Regions from separate parts of the Mus musculus genome. Here regions 1, 2, 3 and 4 are each linked to region 5. The links are chromatin loops, found by intact Hi-C in ENCODE. Cell type or tissue: heart. All regions are shown on one strand.

What was found. A loop is a pair of places that touch in the nucleus more often than their neighbours do. Peaks named below come from ENCODE experiments on the same cell type or tissue, not always from the same donor. Only the 100,000 strongest peaks of a DNase experiment are listed, where the experiment ranks them.
Region 1: it touches region 5 in a loop (6-fold over the local background); 3 of 42 quality-filtered maps call a loop at or near these places.
Region 2: a loop joins it to region 5, with 2.3 times the contacts of the local background. A loop is called at or near these places in 3 of 42 quality-filtered maps.
Region 3: a loop joins it to region 5, with 4 times the contacts of the local background. A loop is called at or near these places in 5 of 42 quality-filtered maps.
Region 4: a loop joins it to region 5, with 2.2 times the contacts of the local background. A loop is called at or near these places in 4 of 42 quality-filtered maps.

The regions. Positions count from the first base shown.
Region 1 is chr19:28,008,823-28,013,822 of GRCm38, forward strand. Rfx3 (regulatory factor X, 3 (influences HLA class II expression)) reads right to left here and starts at 2,344. Exons shown (of 17, transcript NM_011265.3): 1 at 2,150-2,344. In heart, no CTCF peak of the experiment used is centred here; DNase peaks (open chromatin) are centred at 2,759 and 3,209; H3K4me3 peaks cover 3,120 bases; H3K27ac peaks cover 2,920 bases.
Region 2 is chr19:26,745,522-26,750,521 of GRCm38, forward strand. The region is part of intron 27 of Smarca2 (SWI/SNF related, matrix associated, actin dependent regulator of chromatin, subfamily a, member 2); the gene reads left to right. Among named protein-coding and RNA genes, the nearest start is that of Gm46648, 76 kb to the right of the region's middle. In heart, a CTCF peak has its summit at 2,530; a DNase peak (open chromatin) is centred at 2,440; H3K4me3 peaks cover 3,275 bases; H3K27ac peaks cover 3,556 bases.
Region 3 is chr19:27,427,304-27,432,303 of GRCm38, forward strand. Pum3 (pumilio RNA-binding family member 3) reads right to left here and starts at 2,605. Exons shown (of 18, transcript NM_177474.5): 1 at 2,489-2,605. C030016D13Rik (RIKEN cDNA C030016D13 gene) reads left to right here and starts at 2,734. Exons shown (of 1, transcript NR_027987.1): 1 at 2,734-5,000. In heart, no CTCF peak of the experiment used is centred here; a DNase peak (open chromatin) is centred at 2,668; H3K4me3 peaks cover 2,698 bases; H3K27ac peaks cover 2,410 bases.
Region 4 is chr19:26,715,910-26,720,909 of GRCm38, forward strand. It overlaps Smarca2 (SWI/SNF related, matrix associated, actin dependent regulator of chromatin, subfamily a, member 2), which reads left to right. Exons shown (of 33, transcript NM_011416.2): 26 at 206-283; 27 at 4,820-5,000. Among named protein-coding and RNA genes, the nearest start is that of Gm20616, 95 kb to the left of the region's middle. In heart, a CTCF peak has its summit at 2,514 (motif pointing right); a DNase peak (open chromatin) is centred at 532.
Region 5 is chr19:26,604,097-26,609,096 of GRCm38, forward strand. It overlaps Smarca2 (SWI/SNF related, matrix associated, actin dependent regulator of chromatin, subfamily a, member 2), which reads left to right and starts at 1,064. Exons shown (of 33, transcript NM_011416.2): 1 at 1,064-1,137. It overlaps Gm52395 (a long non-coding RNA gene), which reads right to left and starts at 2,414. Exons shown (of 7, transcript XR_003952911.1): 1 at 2,055-2,414; 2 at 1,153-1,953. In heart, a CTCF peak has its summit at 2,737 (motif pointing left); DNase peaks (open chromatin) are centred at 975, 2,805, 3,145, 3,285 and 2 weaker places; H3K4me3 peaks cover 4,509 bases; H3K27ac peaks cover 3,957 bases; H3K27me3 peaks cover 325 bases.

The DNA.
Region 1 (5,000 bases), 1.4 Mb after region 5:
ATTAAGATCTAAAACTGTCCCAAGACAGCAAAACTCCTTTTAACTTCAGACCCAGGAGCTTTACCATCGAAAAGTGTTCAGGCGTTTGACACTCATCTGAACAAAAAAGAGGAAAAGAAGAAAAAGAAAAGAAAGATGAAAAGAAAAAAGAAAATGAGAAGAAAAGAAAAAATAAAAGTTAGTATTTGAAAATTGCAAAGACAGGTTGGGAATGGATGAATAAATATAAAGAATGCTGAGAGATCCAAACAGACTTCTTTCAGAATCAAATCTCAGCTTCATTTAAAATAACAATCACACGAAAATGAATTGAAAAGTAAGGTTTTTCCCAATCCCCCAACTCTTACTTGTTTTACAAAATATTAGCCTTAATGGCATTATAATTACCCAACCTCTCCATTGACAATCTCAAGAATAATTAATACTGTCACATTATTCACAGGCTGCTCTGTCAGTTAAATCAATAAATGTTTGCTGTTGGAAAGATTATTTAAATAAGCACTTTAAAATATGAATTGGAAATTTCAATGTGCCACTATAATAGTACAATCTATTTGTTTTAGCTCACAATCATCATCAATTTTTTTCTGATAACCTATTAATTGTTATGCTGAAAATGAGCAAATTAAGGATCTGCAAAGCCAGGTTCTAATCAAGACGATACTACTTCATAACTGGTAAGTATTCAGATCTACAAGGGCAACTATTTCCTCTAAAGAAACACTTTAAAAGGAAGTTTTTTTTTTCTTCTGAACAGGTTTAAATCATTGTCCAAAGAAAACCAAAAAGTCAACAAAAAAGAATATGTTAAGTACACACATGCCTAGATCTTAACAGCCACAAAGAAAGTGAAATATACACACGTTTCAAGTTGAGAAGCTTCATACATTCTTTATGAACAACTTGACTTCAATTTCAACTCTCCAAGGGAAAGGAATAGAGATGAAGATGGGAGAAGGAAAAAAAAAAAAAAAAAAACTCTCAAAGTACCATAACTGTCACAAATAGCGTTGTGAACTGAGTTCTCACAAAGCTTCCTTATATCCTTTTCCTGTTCATCACAGACAAAGTCTAAACCACAATGAAAATTGTTAACACTCTCCTGTGGGGAGGGAGGTGCATCAAAGTGAAACAGAACCTCAGGACTACCCCTCCCATCTCCACATGAAGGATAAAGCGCTGTCAGTAGCCACTAACCAAAGTAGCACAGATGCCCTGCATCCGGTTTAAATCACAAGCACACACACACACACACACACACACACACACAAACCCGAAAAGGGGAGGGGGGAGAGAGAGAGAGGAGAGGGAGAGGAGACAGAGGAGAGACAAGAGAGGAAAGAGGAGAGAAGAGAAACAGAGAAACAGACTTAAAAAAAAAATCTCTCAAGAGCAGCAGAGGCCCCCTAGTTTCAATGTGTGTGCAAATGGGGGGAAGGGGGGAGAAGACTGCTGAATGGATATTAAGACTGTTTGCAGCACAAAGAAAAATACAGTTTTAAAAGAAAAAAAAAAAAAAAGAATCCCGTGAGGCCAGTGATGGTCAAATAAGTGCAGTCCGTTCAGCAGCAGGCACAGAGGGGCCGAAACGAAGGGAGCGGGCTTCGGGAAAAGTTCACCGAGGTACCAGGATAAAAATAACAAAACCCCCAACAAGGCCCCGCAAGTGAACAACAACCACCACAGCGCAGCACCTTTTGGGGACCCCCCCTGCTCACTGCTGTCTATTTCGATTTGGAAAGCAGCAGCCACCAGGCAGCTTTGCAAAGCAGCGAATTAAAGAAAGAGAGAGGGAGAAAGCGAGCCCCTTCTCTCCACCTGCCCCTCCTCCTGGGCGCCCGCGGACCTGGGGGGGACGCTCCAACACCCGCGACGGACAGCGGCGGCTTCCTAGCCCGCTCGCCCCGCAGCCCCGGCTCCCGCTCCATCCCCGAGCGCCGAGGCCGGGCGGGCAGGCGCGCGGCGCCCACACCCCCGAGCCCGCCGCGCGCGGGTCCATTGTAAACAAGCCCCCGGGACCGAGCCCCTCAAGCGGCCGCAGCCGGTGTCAGGAGGGAGACCCCGCACAGCCACGCTCGCTCGCACACACGAACACACGCACGGACACACACGCTCCCACACACATGTAGAGAGACCGAAGAATATTCACCTTGGCTGTGGATTATTGTGGTGTTGTTGGTGGGTGATGGAGATGGTGGTGGTGGGGAGGAGGAGGAGGAGGAAGAGGAGGAGGAGGAGGAGAGGAGTAGTTGTTGTTGATGGGTAACAGTCGCCAGGACTACGGTGACTATGGCGCTTGATTCACAAGGCAACGGTTGCTATAACTCACAAAAGAGAGAGAGAGGGAGAGAGAGAGGGAGCGAGGGAGAGGGAGACACTCGCGCGGGGAGGGGCGGGGGGGAGGGAGGAGGGGAGAGGGCGGGCCCGAGAGCGCCGGAAGAAGCGGCTTCGGCGCCGTGACTGACAGCTCGGAGCCCGGGCGGGGGGCTGCGGTCGGGATTCCGACGTCGGTTTTTCCCCCGAGGTGCGCTTTAAGACTTGGCGGGCCCGGGGTCAGGGCGAGTCTGCCTGGAGGAACGGGACGGAGGACGCCGGGGAAAGCTGAGGGTCTGGAGGCGAGGGCTACTTTCCGTCAAAGGAGCCCCGCCTGCCTCTGCCGCCAGCTCTGTGCCCAGCCGCCCCGCAGCCGCGAGAGGAAAAGCGCGAAGCCAGGGGAGGGGGAGTGACGACGGAGCCAACACTGTGTGAGACGCGCGCTACCGCGGAGGCAGACCCCACTTTGAAGAGCGGGCTCCACCCCGGGGCGTACGTCATTTCCTGGGCGGCCCCAGCTAATATCCCGGATGTGCTGCGCTCCTCCCCTCTCTCTCCTCTCTTCCCCCCGCCCCGCTCAGGTTTTTTTTTTTTTTTTTTTTTTTTCTCCCCTCCCTCTCCGTGGTCGCCAGTGTGGTGTTTCCCGGTCGGTCGTTTATGCCTCGCGGGTGATCCCTTTCCCAGACTCTCTGCGGCCGGCGCGGGCCTCCAGGGTCTCGGCTTTGCCCTCCCCTCCATCGAATTCCGCTTTCTCGCGCCTCCCGAGGCCGCGGGGTCCTGAGGAGCGCGGGCGGCGGGGTGTGAGCGGTGCTCCCGCCGCCATCTTAGGGAGCGAGAGCCTGGGCGCGCGAACGGTGACCCATCTCGCTCGGCGCGGCCGCTACCTCCCTGCGGAACCGAGACGCCAAGTTAGCACCCTGCAGGACCGGGAGGAAGTGCCAAGGGGAAGGGAATTCGAGCTTTCCGAGGATGAGGGTCCCTACAGGGGTGGGTTAGACCTTTCAGAGTAGCCCTCGGTAGGTCCTTAAGGGGCTCTACCCTTTCAGAGTTGACGGGATGGATCCCAGCTAGACCAATCGCCCTATTAGCTGGCATCGGTTTCTTAACAGCCTGGGGGTAGCTTGTTCTTGAGCTGTGTTGGACACGGGAACGGCTTCTGTCCATGGAGAACATTATTAGCACACAACCTGGCACCTCAAACTCGAGTTGATAAGGCACAGCTTCTGAAACCTCATGGTTCAAGCATATTCGTCCAATTCTCCTCATACTGGAGTCCAGCAGGCACGTGCCCCCAGGCCCGCCAATACCCAAAATCTCCCAACATTTGCAGCTAAGCAGCTTATCCAAGACAATAACATACTGGAAGTAGAGCCTTAAGAAGTCAGTTCTCCTCTTGAGGCTTAATTTTTGCACCGGCACATGAGGGATTTGGGCCAGCATGAGTTCCCTGTTAAAATAAGGCTGAGCTCTCTTTCTGTGCCCCAGACCTTGTGCTAAGTGTTTTACATACATTATCTCATTTAATCCTGACACCTGTTCTATTGGATACATAATATTCTCATTTTAGGGAAAACAAGCCGTCATTTTATCTTGCCTCTCTGTGCCATGAAATGCTAGGTAAAAGACATTTTAGAAACCAACTATTAGAACAATAGATTTAGCAGTAATACTGTAAGCTTTGATAATTTCATAGTTATAATGAGTTCTATTCTTGGTTATAAGTTATAATATAGTAGTTAATAAGAGAAAGAGAAAAAAAAAAAAAAAAAAACAAGCCAAGGACTAAAGTTAAAACAGGTCGTGGTGATAGCCAAAAATGACACCGTGGTACCCAACAGCAGTTAAAACTCTTCACGATTGGAATAGTCCTTTTGCAACGTTTACAGATCAAGTCCTCAGGAAAACGTTTGGGACTGCTGACTGGCACCTCAAGGCTCTGAAGAGCTTTGCTGGCGCAGCCCTATTGTCTGTTAGGTTCCCCATCTCCCCACTGTCAGCTGTTGCTCCTTACCGCTGTCAGTGAGCACCATTCTATTATTCCCCCCACCCTTTTAATTTACTGCTTTTAATCTGCACGAAAGGAAACCACATAATGAAGCTTGGGCAAAACTGTCTCAAGGGTATAAATAGATACTTTGAGGCAGTGTCCTTTAGGAAGAGTGTGACCTTTGCGCTTAGAACATTGTAACGTCAGTTTCAAGCAATTTAGAGACTTCTTTATTCCTAGCTTCTGGTACCATCTTTTTATACTCTCAGGATGCATACTTTTATTTGCATGAATTCTTACTAAGTCAGGATATTCTCCCTTTTATGACAATTGGAGGTATGTCTTTTAGTTCTAGTAAGGTTAATATATAAATTTCAGTGTTGCCATTATACTAATTCAAAACACCAAGCTACAATGCAAGCAATAGAATGCAAAGCATGATAGATTATATATGCATACATATATCAAATCCTTTTGCTACTCAGTAGTTCTGACAGGAACTCTTTTCAGCTCATTTTTACAGCTGTGTGGTTGTATCTTCATATGTATCATACAGGTAGATCAGAAATAACTTTTTAGGGAGCCTTAGGAAACACGCAGCATGGTCTTAACAGCTATTGCTTTTTACAATGAAAAATATAATCGTCATTCAAAAAGGTATTTTACATTCCTTGACAATGCAATAAATTGTCAATGCAAC
Region 2 (5,000 bases), 140 kb after region 5:
CGCGAATAGCTCTTAGAGGCTTGAAATAACTTTGCCTCTCCCTATACTAATTTTCCTGCTTTAAATTCCACATCGAAAGGATGTACTTAATATGCCTCAGCTCTGTTTGTTCCACCCCTTCCCCCCACCTACCCAGTCCCACCCGGCTCTTTAAATGGCTCCCTAGGCCACCAGAGCCAAGGAAGCACCTGGGTTCATTTTGCAAAACTTACTTTACCTGTAATGCGTTAAGCCAAGGTTGCTCGCTTCCCAACTAGGTCTATCTAGGCCAGCACTGTATGTTTACGTTCAGGGAGAATGGCAAGTGCACTTGACTCTCAAGAGAGCAAATACTTGAAATAAGTGAATGAAGGTGCGGTGGTACACACACGCCTTTAATCCCAGCATGTGGGAGACAGAGGCAGGCAGATCTATGTGAATTTGAGGCCAGCCTGGTCTACAAAGCAAGTCCAGGACAGGCAGGGCTGGTTACACTGAGAAACCCTGTCTCTCAGCTCTCAGCGCGGGGGGGGGGGGGGGGGGGAGGAGGAGGAGGAGGAAGAAAATAATAAGTGGATGGTTACATGTCTATATTCCCAGCATTTTGGAACCTGAGGCAGGAGGATTTCTAGTTCAAGATCAGCTTGTTCAAGACCAGCTTGGGCTACATGTCCAGACCCCATCTTCAAATGAAGTAAATGGGGGTCAGCCTATTGGGTGAATATATCAATATTTTGCTGTTCCATCATTTGGGTGGAGATCCTATCCCATGAGCTCCCCAGCCTTCAGATTAACCCGTCTCCTAACTATGGGAGGCATTTGTTAGCAAACAGACCATTTGAGAACAGGCATGTTCTCTATGTGGGTAACTTCTTACACCAGGGCATTTCCTTAGTAACAGTGGATGGGGGAACCTGTGAGGATTCCTGAGGGAGCTTGTAGTCATTGGGCAGGACAAGACTGAGCGTGCCACCTGTTGGAACCCTGAAAGGCAAACTGCCAAAAATGTCCTGGCGTTATATGCTCTGTGCCGAGCCAGTGGCCGCGTGTACGGACCTGCCGTATATGGACCTGCCGTTTTTGAGATTCTTCTCCTCATTTATAGAGGATTCAGGGTCTGGCTTTCTAAAGACGCTTGTTTTAGTAAGGATACATACAGAATATTTGGTTCTCATCACTTAAAGTGCACATATCGGTAAAATGAAGTACATTAAAAATCTTACGCAGCTGTCACATCAGAGCTCCTAGATCTGCAACCTAGTTGACCACTGAGCTCCTGTCCTGTGAGTGGCACCTTGCAGTTTTTGGTCACCCCCCACACCCCATGTTTGGAGGTTTTATGTACACCTTTCTTAATACTTTGCTTTTGGAGACTGTAATAATCGAAACTGTAGCCATTGTCCCAAGTCCTGGGTCTGGAGTTCTGCCCCTGCCCTCCCCACCCTGGGACTAAAGGGCCTGGCAGCAGTTTGCTGTTACTTTTTGAGATTGCTATTATAAGAGCACGCCTCACAGTGGAACTACAAACTCATAAGAATGCTGTGATTTGGTTGTTAGTGTTACTCTTCCGGTTTGGGGATCATGTCTGTGTTCTTGGTGTTTAGGGTCTCAGCGGAAGGAGACCTAGCCTTTTAGGACATTACCCTTTGGAGATGTGAGATTTCCCCCAGAAAGCACCAGGTTGTTTGTAGTTTTTATTCACATCCTTTCTTTAACACTTAGCCTGATGGACACACACACACATACACAGTCTCTCTGCCTGTGTATGTCTCTGTGTCTCTGAATGCCTTCCTCCCTCCTCCCCTCCCCCCTCCCCCGTCTCTCTCTCTCTCTGTCTCCCCCCACACACCTCCCAATTAGAGACCCTAAAGGAAAAGCCTCTCCCATCACCACCTAGAGGGAAAAGAAAGAAATCTGTCAGGGAAGACATACTACAAATACCAGGTGTACTATCAGAATATGCTTGGTTTGTTTGTTTTTCTTTTTCCTCTATTTACCATCTATAGTCTAGTGATCTCCAGAATTCCTGCTTTACGTGTTTCCTAGAGATGGTTTGGGCCATAGTGAGAGGGCCCTATCACACTGCCGGGTGCTTCAGCGAGGAGGCAAGGGTGGGAACAATGGGCAGAGTGGCTTTTTGTTCTCCCGCCGCTGTTTACCTATTCACAATCCTGAAGCTGCTCCGCTGTGATGGGGGATGTCACGTGTAACTCCACCCCCGCCCCCACATCCCCCACCCCCTGGCTGAGAAGGAGCATAATGCCGGCTTTCGAGACCTTCCCTCATTCAGTGAAAGATGTAGTTGGCGTGTGTCTGGATGACAGAGAGGCACGGTGGAAGCCAGCACGTGTGGCTGATTATCGGGGCTACCATGTGCTTTACAAGCTCCGGTGTCTGCTCCGGAGCTGGTCCCTGCATGGCCGCCTCCCGGCCGTCCTTGTCAGCACCGCTACTTTCTTAAGAATCATTGGAGAGCAAGCCTGTCCCTCCCTCGCCTGTGCGTGCACATCCTGTTTCGTGAAAACGTATTTTTCTTTTAAGCAAAATTGAAAGAAAGAAAGGAGAGCGAGAAAGGAAGAGGGTGGGGGGAAGAAGGTTGCCATCCAGTGGAGGAAGGAGTAATTTCTAGCTTCATTCAAGGAAGAAAAAAAAAAAAGCACACACACACACACACACACACACACACGCAGGCTGAAGTATGCTTAACTCTTTTAACTTGGCTGGGGCTTTTTAGCACCATATGGGTTCTTTCGTGACGTCCGGACCCGAAAGAGTGCAGTGTGCCTTTAAGGAAAGAGGTACCTCACCAAACTTCCCTGTAGTTGTGCCTCACCATTTAGGTAGGGAAGGAAAGTGTTAATTTCTTATTTGTACACTTTTTTTCCCCCCGACTTCCTTCCTATTCACTTCATTAAATCTAGAGGCGGTTCAGCATGGGAGCCGTCTGTATGTTGAATTAGGGCTCGCTCTCTTGCGCAACACGTCACCAGTCGGAAACTGGGGGTTTGCTTCTGTGATTTATTTCATTATTGTGCTGGTAAAAGGTTTGGAAGGGAATTCTTTCTGGGGGTAGTACTTTTAGCATTGTGTTGCAAGTTTTTTTTTTTGTTTTTGTTTTTGTTTGGTTTCTTTTCTTCTTCTTCTTCTTTTTTTTAATCTCCCCCCCCCCCCCAGCTAAGTTGTCCGTTGAGCTAGCTTAACAAATAATATTTTTAAATCAGAGAAGCCCCCATAATTTCCCTTACAAGCAAGAGAAATCTTAAGTCTAACTCTTGAAGTGCGAAAAGCATCGGGAAATATGGAGGGAATTGATTTCCATTAGAAAAAGCCCCTTAGAAACCACAGAACATGAAGCCCTGCATATAGATGTGTTCCCGGTCTTTGGGGAGGAGGGAAGATTTCGGTAGCTCTCTGCATTCCTGCATAAAAACCTTAACTTAAGGGGAATAATGGTCAGTACTTTGTGTGTTTTCCTGTAACTCCAGAACGTAAATTTAATAGGAATCTGCAGTATTAGCAGTTGTAATAAACATTTGTTTGACTAGTTCTGTTTGCAATTTAATTTGTTTTCCTTCTTAGGTACTCACAGGCGTAGAGATTTAAAAGTCCAAATATCACAAGCTTATGTTTTGTTCCCCGTTTTTTTTTTCAGAATGGGGGGGGGGGTAGAACAGAAATACTCTTTTCACAACCTCCCCCTCCTCACGGATCCCACTGAAAAGAAAAAAAAAAAAACAGTGAAAAATTTTGCAGTATGAAAACCGAAAGTGAAGTATCACAGTTATTTGAGATTTTTTTTTATAGAGAAAAAATAACACTGTATTAAAATACAGGAACCTGAGAACATACACATTGCTTTTACTTACATGCATCTGGGGGGGGGGGTGCGGGGGCGGGGGAGGGCGCGGGTGTTTTTCTTCTGTGTTAAAATCGTTTTAGACTGCTCCAAAACCATGCAGCATATCTTTTCAGGGGAAAAAAAAAAAGACTAAGATGAAGCATAAAATACAACAACAACAAAAAATCTTTGCTTTAATCTTTAAAAAATACATTTGAATATTCATTTGTTTTCTTATTGGCTTAATTGTTAAAAATGCAAGCAAGATTCAGCAACCACCTGAGCTAAAAATCTCTAATTCTGCTGCCTGGAATAATAAGGGGGGAACAATATGATAAGTAGTTGTCAATATTAAAACAGGCTGGAGGAGGAAGGCTTGGGGCCTGGTCGTAGGTAGAATGAAACAGCAGATTTGAGTATCCACAACCCTTCCAGTATTAAATTTTCAGTAAAATAAAATTACTTGTATATGAAAACATAGCCTTTCCCAGCTCTCTTTTTTTTCCTGATCAGCTGATGAAGAGACTAGCAGCTCGCTGCTTTGCCGGCTTGTTAATTTTATCCCCACTAACTGTGATTTCCGATAGCCGGCCTGCTGATAGTGGTAAGGTAAATATCCTTTTTCGTTGCCGTCTTGAAGATTCAGTAGAACTACATCCCAGGCATGTGTAGGTGTGTAACACATCAAAAGCCGCTGGTCTCCGTCTTTCTGTGTGCAACTGGGTGCTGGAGGAGAGGGCTGTACCATTAACTGTTGACAGGCTTGCGTGCTGTATTTATGATTAGCATGTTCAGCCTCCAAGATAATGCGGGACCATTTCTTTCTCTTATCTTTGCTTAGCTGCACTGTGTTTAGCTGTATAGTGGGTGTCCTGCTTTTAGGCGAATGAATATTAATGGAATAACGGGGAGCGTCTTCTTCTTCTTCTTTTTTTTTTCTTCCTTTCTCCTTTTTCTTCATAACTCATCAGGTCTCGCCTCTTTCATAGTGGTTTTCTGAACACTGTAGGATTGTGATGGAGATTGTCTTTTGATTATTAAGGCCTGGGCTCAAGCTGTCCCTTAGGGGCCTGTGTGTGTGCATGTTGCTTCTATGGATTGGCACATTGCAGAGTGCATTGGAAACAGTTTTTGTGGTTTTTTTTGTTTTTTTGTTTTTTGTTTTTTTTTAAAATCCCATTGG
Region 3 (5,000 bases), 820 kb after region 5:
GGAAAGTCAAAAAAGATCCCAGCCCAAGCACACCCTAGCTGGCTCAATACAGACCACTGTAAGAGTAAACACCACTGTCTGCAGCTTCTAACCTGGGAAGCCTTGGTGATGAGTAAGTGGATCTCTCGGCATCCACCTTACAAAGCAGGGACCAGAAATAGGCTACACTCAGCACATATTACAATTTAATGAAAACATGAAAACACACACACACACACACACACACAAGAAAGCTAAAAGAAAGGTTACTGGCCAACTCTTTTAGAGGTAACCAAATATCTGGCTGGCCTCTAAGTTACACAGAGCTATGTAATACTTTATTTCAAAGGATTTGTCTAACATGTCACCTGTTGGGTCCAGTGACCTTCACCTCCCACCAACTTACAAGCTCTGCAAGAAGCAGAACACATATGGACAAAAGGCAAGCATCTCCAGGCTCATGACTACAGTCCCCAAAGTTACATGCTCACCCATCTCTAAATGACCTCAAGAGTCACCTGTAGGAATTCCTAGACAATGTTTACAGATTAGAAACTTCCACAAGAATTAATTTCTTGTTGGCTATGTTAACACACAGTTGTAATCCTAGCACCTAGACTAAGGCAGAAGGATCACTGTTTGAGTTCAAGGCTACTCTGGGCAACATAAATTAGAGGCAAGTCTGGGCTACATCGTGAGATACTGTTTCAAAACTCAAAACAAAACAAGATGTTCCTTAGGACGCTGGAACATCTTGGGCAGGGGTCCATGTTATATTTGAGATTGAGAAACACTAAATCAAACAGCAATAGCCAGCAAGTAAAGATTTTCCAAATTCTCTAATTTGCTACTATGAACTATCCATTGCACAAGACTTCCTAAACCTAATAGAACCAAATTTGTCCAGGAAACACTCTGGAAAATGCAGTGGGTTTGATGCCCAGCAGTGTATACACAGGGTACAGATCTATAATTCCAGCACAGGACCTGCTCAGCTTCCTGCGGGGCATCTCTTTTTCACTTTTTCATTTTATTACCTGGTAAGACATCACATTCGCATTTGCATTTCTGCATGTAGGTTTCATGTACTACCACATGCTAAGCAATTGTGCCAATGGCCCTCACATGTAGCTGTCTAGAAAAACCTTATTTACATACTCTATTTTAAAACTATGCCTCTTACATTAGAGTTAAAACGATATAGAGCCTATAGATCTATTACCCAGCTTCCCCACTGACAACTTAATAAGACAGTGTAATGAAACTTATGAAAATAACACTAGTATAACACAGGGTTTATTTGGAAATCAATTTTCTCATTCCTGTCCTCTTCCTATTCCAAGATACAGTTAATGTAGCCACCTCATGTCCTTTTTTCCAGGTTATGTCCCCTTTGGGAGTTTAAGATTTTCATTATTAGACTGAGGTTATGCTTGGGCCAGGGGAAGGGGTGGCACATGACAGCAAAGAAGTGCTGCTCTCACAGTGACAAAGCTATGCGGCAGTCATGATGATGTTAACCCTGGTCACTTAAAGCACTGTTCACCAAGTTACTAAGCAATCAAATTAACGGCTAATCCAAGAGCAAGACAAGCAAATTAGGTATTCTAGACTGTGCAGCCTTGGGACCCTGAGATAACGTCCTACACAGACCTGAGTCCTCAACACTTCTTGATTATGTATATAACTGGCGTCTTATGCTTAATGTCTGAGACACAATCCTCTGCATTCCACTACAAATTACTATCTTTCTCTCCCTGTCTATTCCTGCTGTATTCAACGGGGACCATCTACTCCACTTCGCAGAGAGAAAACTGGAGCACGGCTCCTGATGTTCACTTCTTTGGTAGTCATCGTGTACCCAACAGTAAGTTATCCTGCAGTCTCCTTAAAGATACCTCTGTCTCTACTACCAACACTCAATGCAAATCATCAAAAATCTCCTTAAGAGAGTCAAGACCTACCATGAGCCTCCCGATCTTTTCTAATAATCCTTCATTATTTTATATGCCTAGGAACACAAAGCAAAATACTTCCCACTACACAAAAATAAAGAGACTCGACACCAAGGCTCCACAGTTCTACCTTCCTCTTTGTCCAGTCCGCGCCTTACTCCTGACTTCCACCTCCGGGACATCCCACTGCCTCTGTTTAAAATACTCTTGCCTCCCATCATGCTTGGCTTATGGATCGCTTCAGTTTTCCCTGCACTGCTCCTATGCACAACGTCTGACACGGGACGAGTGGGCTGACTGTGACTCGCACAGGCCGGAGTTTGACAGCGAAACTTGTTCCTTTAGCTCTACAATAATCAAGTTAACAGAGAGGGCTTAACCCCTGCCCTCGCCAGGGTTCCTCCAACTCCGGGCCAGAGAAGCGGCCAGGTAGACCGTCCCGGAGATGGAGCTGAAGACGCCGCTCGCCCACCACCCCGCAGAGCTCCCCGCTCCCGAGCGGCCGGCGGACACTCGCCCCACACTTCCCGCACCAAACTCTCCACAACACTCACCGCACACGTGGGGCAGAAACTCGCAGAGTTCCGCCACCACCCCCCGCCGCTTCCGCTTCCGCTTCCGCGTTCTGCCCCGCCCCGGATCCGCTGATTGTAGCGTTACGTCCTGGTACTGGGGTCAAGGGGTGGAGCTTAGGAAACACGAAATCCGTAGTTCCTGTTGGTCCATTTTCGCCACACCTCTCGTCTGAGAGGGCTGCATGAGTTTTGGCCCTCGAAGGGATCCGTCCCGTGGAAGACGAGTCCGTGGCTTGGGAAAGTGACGCTTGAGCCTGCAGATTTCTGGGAACGACGCGGGTTCTCGCGAGGGCCACCCAGGTCCTGAAGGAGTTAAAAGACAGCGAAGTCTGCAAGCTGGGTTAGCGTTGGGACAGCTCGCTCGTTAGTGTCTGTTTGCGTCGTTAGTCTAGCCTGGAGGGTAAAAGCTGTACCGGAGTCTCTTCTGTTGTAATCGTGTTTGCCAACACCCATGTCTCCCTTATTTCCCACCCTAGCTGCGAATCTCCGGATAAATTAGATCCCTCGGGAACCATAAGTGTAAAGAACGGAGCACAGTCAAATATTGTGAAAAGCTCTTTCCATAAATGTGTGTGTGGCGTTTTTAATGTAGGCCCGTTCTTGGGCATGCATTTTTTCCCCCACGGTTCCACTTTAGGATATATATTTAAGGTATTACTCCATTTTAGCGAGGAAGCAATAGAAACAAACTTGGTCTTGGGGGCTGCAGAGATGGCTAAGCTGTTTTCTGCTCTTGGAGAGGACTTGGGTTCATTTCCCAGCACCTACATGGCGGCAGTTCCAGGGGATCCCACGTCGCGCCAAACAACAGAACCTTACTGCCTAACTGTTCTGAAATGCAGATGTTAGTTGGTTGAGCAGGGGGCCCTTTTTGAAGCCCCAAGGAGTGAGTGGACGTCCCATGTATCTTCAGCATCTGGTGCTTCAGACGTTCCTTGGCTTATACCTGACTCCTGCCCCTGCCTTTCATTCTCTTCCGTCTTTGTTGTGAGAACACTTGTCAGTTTGTTAAGATAGCTTGCAAATAAGCTTAGAGACTATAATTCCCTGTGGACACTGTCTCTTGTGTCGCTGGTAACACATCTTTAAGTGTTACGGCTCTGTTAGGGGAAGGCTTCAGCTGCTGGGAAAGTTTCCCTGATGCAGGTGTTACAGCTTTGCTCTGGCTCATAGAAAATTTTCCCTGTGACAGTTCTGCTCCAAAAGGTATCCTGGCAGTCAGGAGCCAAGGAATACCACAAAGTCTTGCTGCACAACTAAGCTCAGGCAAGGGATTAATTTGGAGGGAAAAGCTAAGGAGGGTGGTTGCCCTGCTTGGAAGAGAAGCAACAGAGAACTGGGCAGAATTGGGGGATGGGGAAATATATCAGGATTCTGGGGTGGGGGGTTACTTTCCAGGGTGGTCTGGGATTTTATTTTACTTTTTTCTTGTACGGCGAGACCTGGGCTGGGAATGGCTATTACAGCCTTTAAAAGATGACCATTAGGGAAGTCAAGGGCACATGTGTGTGTGGGGGGGGGGGTCTGGCTATTTCCTGCCTTGAAGCACTAGAAAGGCAGTTACAGCTGTTTTAGCCTTTACACCCTTGCTAGAGCTCCTGAGGCCAAGACCTAGCCACTTTTGTGCCTTGAGGATTTACAACGGCTACTAAGTATACAAAATTTACAAAGGGAGGTCATGGCAGAAAAGCCTGTTGCTTGAGTTGGTGTAAATGGCCAGCAATACCTATTTGAAGAAAGTGGAAAATACCACAGTTGATCCTTTTTAGAAGTACCATGTGAAGGATGTATTATAACTTCCCCTCAATATTTAATATTATACAGTTACAAGAGGCTTATGAAAGCAAATTCCATAGATATTCCATGAAGGAACGGAGTTGCAGGGCTCTATTGTGACCAATCAAGGAAAGGTTATAAATATCCTGATAAAGTCTGGCTATATTATTTTGTTTCACTTTAATTTTAAAAAGATCTTCAGGTTTTGTTTGGTTGTTGTTGTTGTTGATGATGATGATGAAAAAAATAGACCCAAGTTGTACCTCTGTTGCTGGGTATGACTTAGAACACATATATTCTAAACTGATCAGAAAATAAAATTACAAAAACATATCAGACCCTCCAGTTAATCCAGATCTGCCTGTCAAGCATCTGGACAGGAAATGTTCTGGAAACCTTAACGAAATATAATAAACTTAAAAGCATGTTAAGATGGGAGCATGCTTGTCTCCTCAGTGAGCCATGCACTTATGAATATCCCCGAAGCTTCTCTCACAAGGCAGTCGCTTACAGATGCTCTCTGCTCTGAGACCCTGCTTTCGGAATTACAGCTGACTCCAACTCTTCCACCTCCCTTTTTATATCTCCCTGCTCTGGATAACAGCCCGATCCCAAACTGGATTGCCTTCACTCCCTGGACAGTTGTTTTCTCTGAAGATCCCTCCCCGACTGGCCATGCACTAGGCTACATGTTACTGATCCTGCCTACTTTCTT
Region 4 (5,000 bases), 110 kb after region 5:
AGAGAGCAGATTTCCCGCCCTAGACAGATTTCCTGCTGGAAAGACGGTCTGAAAAGCTCAACCTCTCAAAATACCAACGGCAGGTACTAAGCTGAGAGACCCTTCCTCCCCTTTCTGTCCTGAGAAGTAGGGCAGAACATCCCCCCACAAACTATCCAGTCTCTGTTCTTAAAGCCTCTTCTGATCATTCTGTTGCTGAATCCAGGAAGAAGATGAGGTACCAGACGACGAGACCCTGAACCAGATGATTGCTCGCCGGGAGGAAGAATTTGATCTTTTTATGGTAATGTTGCAGGAATTATGGGAAAGGACTATCTCTCCCCACCCCTCCCCACCTCCCCTTTTTGTTATCCAGACTGCCCGCCCCGCAGCCTGCATACTGGGCAGAACCTAGGCCCTGAAGTCTGTGCGTTGCTTTTGGTTCAGAGTCTGCAAACTGGCTGGCTTTAGCCGGCAGACATATTGTGTTTGGCCCACATAGCAGTTCTTGAAATTTTGCATTTGTTGCCAGCATGAAAAGAATCTCGATTTCTGGCTTCCTTTGGAAAGTGAGATGGGGCGGTGTTTGGCCCACAGCTCGGTTTGGAGGCAGTTGGCCAGAGCTGAGTCGCAGCTTCACCCTTCACACAGGGTATGCGGTCCCTAGTTCACCAGGGACCCAGTCCTCATCCCAGGCCAGAGTCACACTGGGCAGCTGTCCATTCTGCTTGCATTCAGTTTGCAGCTGTGGCTTAGCCAGCTTCTTCCTGAATAGGAGCAGGTGAACAGCAACAGCCTGTGAAGTTGTTGCAGGGAAGACACTTAAGGGAATAGAACCTTTGCCTGCGTGCATAGGAAGATACGGCCGTGATCCAAAGAGCAGAACCTGCTCTATGTTAGAGGAGCTCGGTGTTTTAGAATGTGTTGCCTGTGGCTTTAACCTTGAGGTTCCATGAAGCGTAGCATCACCTATAAGTTTCCTGAAACCTCAGTTTGACTTACATGTGAGATGCACTACATTCCACAGTGGTTGGGGAACAGGCCCAATCTGTGGGGGAGGCTGCTCAGCGGCTGCAGAATGGTGGCTACTGCCTTCTTCGGGCTTTTACACTCTCATCTTAAATGACTAGAACAGTCCCGGGCACGTAGTGCTTATGTGCAATAGATTACCGAATGAGGGTGGTGATGGTTGTGGTTTCAGGGTTTGTCCAGATGACAAGACAGATCCAGATGAATAAGGGGTAAGGCTTCCTCCAAAGCATTCAGCCATTCTGACTTTCGTGTCAGGCATTTAGCGTGACCGTGAGGGACGGGATATGTATGCACTATGGCTGGGGTGTAGTAGCACTGAAGAACCCTGATCACAGGCACCTGTTAGAAAGCCATGGGGTCCTGGAACCCCCCCACCCTTGTGTAAGCAAAGCACCTGGAAAGGAGAGGCATAGTAAAGATGTGGTTGCCGGTGCTGGGGCTGCAAGGTGGAGATGTGAGACCCTTTTAAGCAGAAATTACAACTTTTGAAGAGATGCTAGGAATCGACCCTTTTTGGCGAACTCTCAGCATTAAGGTTTGCAACTACATTCAGGACCTTTATTAATATTATTCCATAACACTGCAGGCCAAAGAGAACACAGCTAAGCCAAATATGACCCGATGGGTTTGTAATCTCTGCCTTTTAAGCTTAGGGAGGGTGAGAGAATAGAACCAAGGCTGTGTGGACGCTTATGTCATTTTCATGGGGGGAGGGGGATTATTTGCTTGTGGCCTTTGTCTAGAGAACGCAGATTATGCCCACACATAATGATTCACAATGAAAGACCATTACCTCTTTCCCAGGCAGAAAAGCAGGCAGCCATAGCAGTGGCTCCCAGCTTTAGGAAATGTATTACTTTGCTACCCAGGTGAGGCCATTTTAGGGAGACAGGGCATTAATGTGGGTTCTGCATTAATGTGGGGTTCTGCTGTTACTCCCTACAATTATAGATTAGACTTTTAAATAGGGGGGTTGGGGATACACATCAGAAAGCAACATCTATCTTTGAGGCACTTACCAAGGGGTAGGAGACTAGGGAACCCTGAGGCAGAAAGGCTTTCCTGGCCTTTCCTGGCACTCACTCAACACTACAATGGCCTCAGATACTCCCAAATTAGGTTACACTCAGAAATCGGCCTTCCCTGGCAGCGCCCTGAAATCGGGGAGAAATTTAGTGCTGCTCCATTCTTCTTTGAGGCTGAGCTTTTGTAGGATTTGAAAAATCTCAGACAAACCTGGAAATTTTGTTCAAGGTCCCGTCTCCCTTTAACTAGGTCTACGACCCTAGAACAGGCTTGTCACAGCCCAGACTGACTCAGGAATGAATTGACATAGCCCAGACTGGTGCAGGAATGAATGTACTTGTGTAAGAACCTGAAGTTTGTGAGTTCTCAGGCCTGTTTCTTACGTGTTAGCATCTGTTAGGGAGACTGAACCAGCTCTGCTGTTTTCTGTTGGGTTTAATTTGTATACCTTTGGCCACTGGGCTGTTCATTAGCACTTCCACCAGGGGGCAGGAAAATGAATTTGAATCCATGCCAGCTACTGTGATTAAAGAGTTTAGCGGCAAGCAAGAATGGAATGCGAGCTGCCTAGGCGCTCTGGATCGCATGTATCAAAAGTCTTCGTCCATTACTCAGAATTAGTCCTGTGCCTCACAGTAATAGAGACTTATTACTTCAATGTATAGATACTGTAAACAAATAGCTCCTTTAAAATAATAATCTTTCTTTTAAACAGTGCCATTGCCTTCCCCTTCTAAAACCAAGACATCAAATAATTAATTCACCGTCAATACTGATAACCTGTGGGTTTTACCTAAAAGGTTTATTTGATAGCAACATGCTTCAGATATTTATCTTGGACCAATATATAAATAATGGGCTTTTAGAGGCCATATTTGCTGTGAAGGTGAAAAATAGTAATAAATGTTATGATTTATACTAAGGCCTTAAGATGGATACATCCAGGTAGTAATTAAATAGAAAAGTTAGTCTTTTTTGTCCAAAGCTAGTTTAAGATGTTATAGAGAAGTATTGGGTAAGTAGGATCTCTAAGATCACTAGGACTTGTAGCTTATCATATTTAATTGAATCTACCCTTTTTAAAAAAATTATATGTATATGGGTTATTGTTATTAAAATTAAAGAAAATACTTATTCTATGGTTGTCCTACTCTCCAGTTACAAAACAACCTACTGTGGTCATTTTGCAAACTCTGATCTAGGAATCCGGAATTTGGTCTAGCTTAGAGCTTGAAGTAGCAACAGGCTGTCACAGAGTAGGTCTCGGGGAGATTGCTTTCCTACTAGTTATCTGCTAGCTATTAAGAGGTTGCCTCATGCAACCTCTGTCTAGGTCCTGCCTTAAAGAAGCACCCTCTTGCTCATTGCCAAGCCTCCATGGGTAGATCCTGTTTCTGAGCCACGCATTAGATGGCTGGATTAAGCCAAGCATCACAAGCTAAGTATAGCACATGGGAGAGCAGGGTGGCCACATTTATCTACCAATAGGATGCTACCGAGCTCCAGGCTTACCCTGTCGTACAGACGGAGTGATTTCCAGAAGTGTTGAAGCATAGTTTCAGGAGCCTCGACGCCTAATTTCTAAGTCACATTTGGGTTCAAGAAGCAAATATTTCCTTCACATTTTATCAGTTTTAGCTTTTAAGGGAAAGAAATCATTTTATTGAATATGTGTTTTGGTACTGTAGAATCAGAAGAGGAGGGAGAAGGTAAATGATGAATAATTAATGACTTATTTCTCCTTGGGGATGATCCGGGTATATGCATCTAGTATATACAGAGGGTAAACAATGCTTTTGGTCTGTTCTTTTACACGGTTCAGATTGTTTGGCTACACTTAAAGCCACGCGCACAGGGCACATCATTTACTTAGAACCAGATAGGATTTCTAGAACAAAAAGCGAGAGAGGCACAGGCTCCCGAGGCCCATGAAGGGGAGACATTTCACGTGTGTCTTGTGGAGTTGAGAAGATCCTGACTTTGTGGTCCGTTGTGTTATAATAATCTCCTAAGAGCTGACCTTTTAGGAAGTGAAGTGCGGAGGAGTATGGTCCTCTGCTCCCCCCACCTAGGTACCGAGAAGCCGATGCATTGGCAACAGCTGGACCAGGGTAACCCTCCGTGTCCCCTCCACATGTGACTGTGGTTGGTACCTGAGTCACTAAAAACCTCCCCTGAAATGTTTCTCTCTGTTCCATTAAAATTGCAAATCCTCTTCATAAAGGTTAATAATCCTTAGTAGAATTTTTATATGTGCTCAAAGAATTCACTTGTTTGGGGGAAGCAATGAATTATATAGGTAGGGCTCACCCTTAAATATTTTCCCACTTACTCATTTTGCATGTGGCATGTACATACCACAGCACGTGTGTGGAGGTCAGAGTGCAACTTGCTGGCTCTTTCCTTGCATCCTGTAGGTCCCAGGACCAAGCTTGGGTTATCAGGCTTGCCAGCAGGCACCTCTATTCACTTACTGACCCAGGGCTCACATCTTTAAAATGCAGTCTCCTTTTGAATTTTACACACACATTTGGGCTAAGAAGAAGAGCCCTTAAAGAAGGTATTTGTATTTTTTTTTCCTTTTTGCAAAGGTAAATTCAAATGATGGGTATAGAGGCAGAATCATTCATGTAGACCCGGTGCTTAAGGATGAATTAGAACAAGCTGACTAGAGTAGGAGACTGAAAGGGATATTTTGGCAGTAGAAGACAACTTCTGGGGATTATAAGTTCTGCCATACAGAATCCTCCTCCCTTGGTGACACTGTTGTCCCTGTTTCCAGCGCATGGACATGGACCGGCGGAGGGAGGATGCCCGGAACCCGAAGCGCAAACCCCGCTTGATGGAGGAAGATGAGCTGCCCTCCTGGATTATCAAGGATGACGCCGAAGTGGAAAGGCTCACCTGTGAAGAAGAGGAGGAGAAGATATTTGGGAGGGGCTCTCGCCAGCGCCGGGATGTGG
Region 5 (5,000 bases):
AGAGATTGAGATTTATTTCCCTTTTTAAATCAAAAGCAGATCCCATGGTTCAGCTGCCCCCTGACTCTCCCGCCCTACCCTCGCGGGTCGTTCTCTCCTCCCACATTTTTATGTATATTTTATTCGAAGACGACAGGTGAGGGGAGGTGAAAGTGCTTCGTGCCTTTCCGAAGTAAACAGAGGGGTTAGGAGGGTTTATCTGGGTTTATTTATTTACTAGGCGGCCGGCCTCTCAGCTGTTTCTCTTCTCTGGCATTTGGAAGCTTGCAGTCCTTTAGGGATGAGACAGATTTGGCAAGCTCGCTCTTTGTGCCGCCTCCCTTTTCACTGGGGGCTGGGGATGGGTGGGAAGAACGCAAATTTATGACAGCCTTGAGAGAAACGGGGAGGAGGCGGGGGTCGAAAAAGTTTCAGCTCGTATGATAATGCCCATTCCCTCCCACCCCCGCGGCCAACACTGCCACAAACAGCTTTGGTGCCACCCGGAGCCCTGCCCCCGCCGTCCCCTCCCTTTCTCTCTGCAGGCTCGAGCTGGCAGGCGCAGGCACACTTAAATTCCAGCACGGTCTCCACATTCCCCAGAACTACTACGCTCGATTACTACGGCTGCCCTCCCCTTCGCTTCGGGGGGTTCCCCCAGTCTCCTCGGAGAAGCTCGGAAGGCTACTGCCAGCTAAAGGATGTGCGGCTCCCGAGTCCAGCAGGGCTGCGGGCTGGTTGCTTGTCCTGCGCAGTTTCTCTGCTCCAGGCACAAACACGGCGGAGAGCCGGCGCCTCGCAGACACACACAGATCCACGCATACAGTAGAGCTGTCTAGATCCACATTCTTGCACACCGCCCCCTGCTCCCCCCGCGCGCTCCCGGAGTCGCTGAGCAGGGCGAGTGACAGGAGCGTCCCACCAACCCGCGCCGGGCCGGGCAGGGAGGAGCGGCTCGCGGGGCCAACTGCGGCGCGTCTTCCGGCGCCCGTGGAGGCGGCGAGGGTGGGACGCGGGGCGGAGCCCGAGTTTAGGAAGAGGAGGGGACGGCTGTCATCAATGAAGTCATATTCATAATCTAGTCCTCGCTCCCTCTGTTTCTGTACTCTGGGTGACTCAGAGAGGGAAGATTCAGCCAGCACACTGCTCGCGAGCAAGGTAAATATAACTTACAACTCCTTTCTCTTCTCTCCACGGCTCCGGCCTTACAGCAGCCGCAGCGGCCGCCGAACCCCTTGGGCACCGCGCCGCCTTCGCCCCGGATTATGCATCCTTATCCTAATCATTATTTATTGTGCATGCTGGAAGACCAAAACAAACAGGCGGGCCAACCGCTACAACAACAAAAAAGCCCGCCTCTTCCCCGCGGGCCTCAGGTGGAATGCTCTAACCACAGCTCCCGGGTGGCGATAAAAGAAACAAAGTTTCAACCGAACCTCGCCGTTCTAATAATAACAGTAATAATTACTACTTCGAGGGGGCAAGGAGAAGAAATCCCAACATGTCACAGCCTTGACCCTGGGCAGGTTGACAGTGATGCGCTGCCAACTCAGGGTTGCAACACACTCTCCGCCAGGTTGCATCCCCCCCCCCCTCCTATCCCCTAAAAAGCAGAGGTGGGGAGGGCTAGTGGCAAGAGGAGAGGGGGATTTGGGAACTCCGGGCCGGGGGGCGGAGGGGTTGGGAGGCGGGGGACTGGAAACGCGACAGTTCACCCCGAGCCATCCTCCCCGTTAGAGTTGGAAGGGAACAGGAAAGGAGGGAAGGAGGGTGAGGAGCCCGGGCTGGCGGCAGGGCGCCAACCAACACGGCTGCTATTCGCCTCCCGGGGACTTGTTTAAAGGGCTCCGGCTGCGGGGACGAGAGCAGATCTTGGCGGTAGTAGTCTGGGATGGCGCACTGAGCGGGCGGCGGCCACTACCACAGGGTTGGTGCCTTGGGGCTCCGAGGTGTCACCTCCACTCCCGGGGTTCCCTAGGGCAGGGAAGGGAATGTTGATTGGTGACAGGCCTTTAGGTGAAAGGGTTGGCCCCGGGGGCTATGGCCGTGGCGCCGCGGACCCTCTTGTCTGGTACCTAGAGGCAGCGCGGGCTAGGATGTTGAAGTTCGGGGTGTCCAGCCCGGGTCTCATTACAGAGGGTGGAAGGAAGCCCCAAGGAAAGAGGTCCGAGGTGTCCACTAGGCTCTGTTAGCCTCCCCTCCCCTCTCTGGGTTTGTTTTCTTTTGCTTGGTGTCTTTCCTTGGCAAGCGCCGAGGAAGCTGCAGACGCGGGGCGCCTGGGATGGTCTGAGTGTCAGGGGCGCACAGGGACCCGGGAGAGCCACGGCGGCTGAGGGCTGGGGAGGCCATGATCCGGATAATCCTCTCTGCCTGACTGTCACAACAGGACCCGCACGCACCCGGGCAGCGGCCGCGGCGTTCGCCCGGGAAGGGGAAGGGCTGCAGTGGGGAGGAAACAGGGGGTGGCGAAGGAGGGAGGCGGGGAGAGCCGGTGGGAGCCTCCTCCTAGCGATGACACTCACCCCTTCCTTCTTGCTCCCTGCTTTCGAGTTTGCTTTATTCCCATCCCAACATAGTTCACCCCTTCCCTTGCCTCCTCCTCCTCCCCCATCGCTGGGCTGCCTCCCCTCCCATTGGCGTTGCAAAACAGGGCCACGCCATCTGCATAGGTGTCGCGATGTACTTCCCCAAATCACCGGTCCAGCGCGCCAGCCCCTGGGCGCCCTCCAGCCACCAAGCGCACACCAGCACAGTGCCCCCCGGTGCCCCGCACCAGGCCGCGCAGCCTGGACGCAGTGACACCGCTCCGGGCGGGGCGCAGCGCTGAGGACTCTAGGGGACACCCGCGCTCCGGCCCGGGCGCTCACGCTGGTTTCCGGTACCTGCAGGAGATCGCCGGGTGCGGGTGTCTGCATTCACCCCTGCGGCCTGGATTACATTATTATTTTTTTATACCGGTTGCTATTCGCTGCGGATAGTGGTGAGCGCCGGGCTGGTAGGGCTGCCTGGGGGATGGGGGCGGAGGGAAGTTGGACACCAATCAACCCGGAAAAAAAAAGTTTGGCAGTGCTGCAAGTCGGATGGAGGGGCTGGAGGGGGCGGCGGGCTGGCGTGAGTGTGCAGTGCGCTAGGGACCAGTGAGTGGCGAGCTGCGCGGGCTGCGTCTCTAGCCGGAGCACTCCCGGGAGCCGGACGCAGAGCCGGCTGGGTCTGGCGGCGGGAGGCGGTGGCGGTGCGTGCGGCGGCGAGGGCGAGTGCGTGGCGCGCGCGAGCGGCGGAGAATCAGGAAGTCACCGCGGCGAAGCGCACAGACGTGTTTGATCGCCGTGACATGACGCGCGCGAGGGAGGAAGAGGAGGTGGCGGGGGCCGGGCCGCGGGCGCCGGCCTAAGCCGCGCTGTGCACACCGCTCCCTCGCAGCCCCGGGCGGCGCCAGCTCGAGAGCCCTGGCCGTTCAGCGTCGCCCAGGTAAGGAGCCGGCTCCTCCCGCTGTCGCCGCCGCCGCCCGCTGAGCTTTCTAGGTCTTTCTCTGCCGACCCCCCTCCCATCTTTGGCTCGCCTTCCGTGCAAAGTCAGGCAGGCAATCGATTGCAGGGAAAACTTTCCAGCGGGAGGCACTGCGCGGGGGAGATGGAGGCCTCGCGGGTGGCTGGCGTGGTCAGTTCTTTCTGCTCCAGGTCCGGAGAGAGTGAGTCGCTGTGCCCTGCGGCTGTTGCACGTTCAAACTTCGGGCCTAAATGTGCTTCCAACTCTCGCAGGATTTACTCCACGAAGAAAATAAACACCCCAAGCGGTCCACTCTCTCGCGGGGGCCCTTGGGGGTGTTTAAAGCGAAGGAGGATGGTGTAGGAGGGGAGAGAGCGAGGGCGTAGTGCAGAATCATTCCTCATTCAGTGTCTGCACCGGGTGTTATGTAATTTTAGTGGCACATGGGTGCGAAGCCCACACTGGGCTTCTCCCTCCTTTGTTTATATAACTTTTGGGGAGTTTTGCCAGGCTGTCTCCATTATCCCCTCCTCCCCGGTGCAGTGGAGGTTGGTACTTTTGAAAACAGCAGAGTGACCGGAGTTAGCACTGTTTTATAGAGGTGTCATCATTGTGTCCTTTTTAGTCATCTCGTTGACACAGATTCCTTTGTATGTTTAACAATGGAACATAAGGAAGACGTTAAGTACTCACGTTTGTTCTTTGTGCCTTGTGGTGCTGTTTGAAGTTTCAGTTAATCTTCAGACTTCTTTTCACCTGGCTTGCTTGCCTTGCTGGTGGGAACACCTAAGATGGTTTGAGACTTTCTTCGGTTTGTATAGCACAAAAATCCTCTCCACCACTCAGAAAACAGTGAGAACTCGTCCAGTATAAAATGCCATGGTCGGTGTTATGTGTGCATATACTCACAAACGCACAGTCTAGTGTTTCCAGCAAGGTTTTCCTCCAATTTGTGACTTTACCTGAAGCTGCTCCCTCCCCGGGGACTTGTCAGGCTTCGGGATGAAGTCTAAGTACACACAGTTGAAGGGTTAGGAGGCGTGACTGGGTTGTTTCTTAGGTGGCATTATTATGCAAATGAAGGCACACTTTTTTCTTTTCAGAATCTAATTGCCCTTTTATTCCTCCCGGCTTGCTGACTGGCTTTTAAAATACTACATTTGGATAGTTGAGGAAGGGAGCCCAAAGTGGGGTTGGGGGACTAGGGACTAAGGACAAGAAGGTAATTGGGTTAAAGTGTGCCGTGAACTTGTGTGAAAATGCCATAAGGAAACGCATTGTCTTGTACAGTCAATATACTCTAGGATACGTTTTAAGAAAAAAGAAAACCTTAAGAATAAAATAGCAAAATGGTCCTTTCATCTCAAATGTTTACTACTGAAAAACTGGGAGATATAGAGACACCTGTTGTTAAGGTAGGTTGAGGGGGAAAATAATCCACAGGATAGAGGTAGAGATAGAGATAGCTATAGAGTGCTATCTAGGTTTTGTTGAGGCCTTTTAAAAGTGGGGCCATATTGGTAGAGAATGTTTTT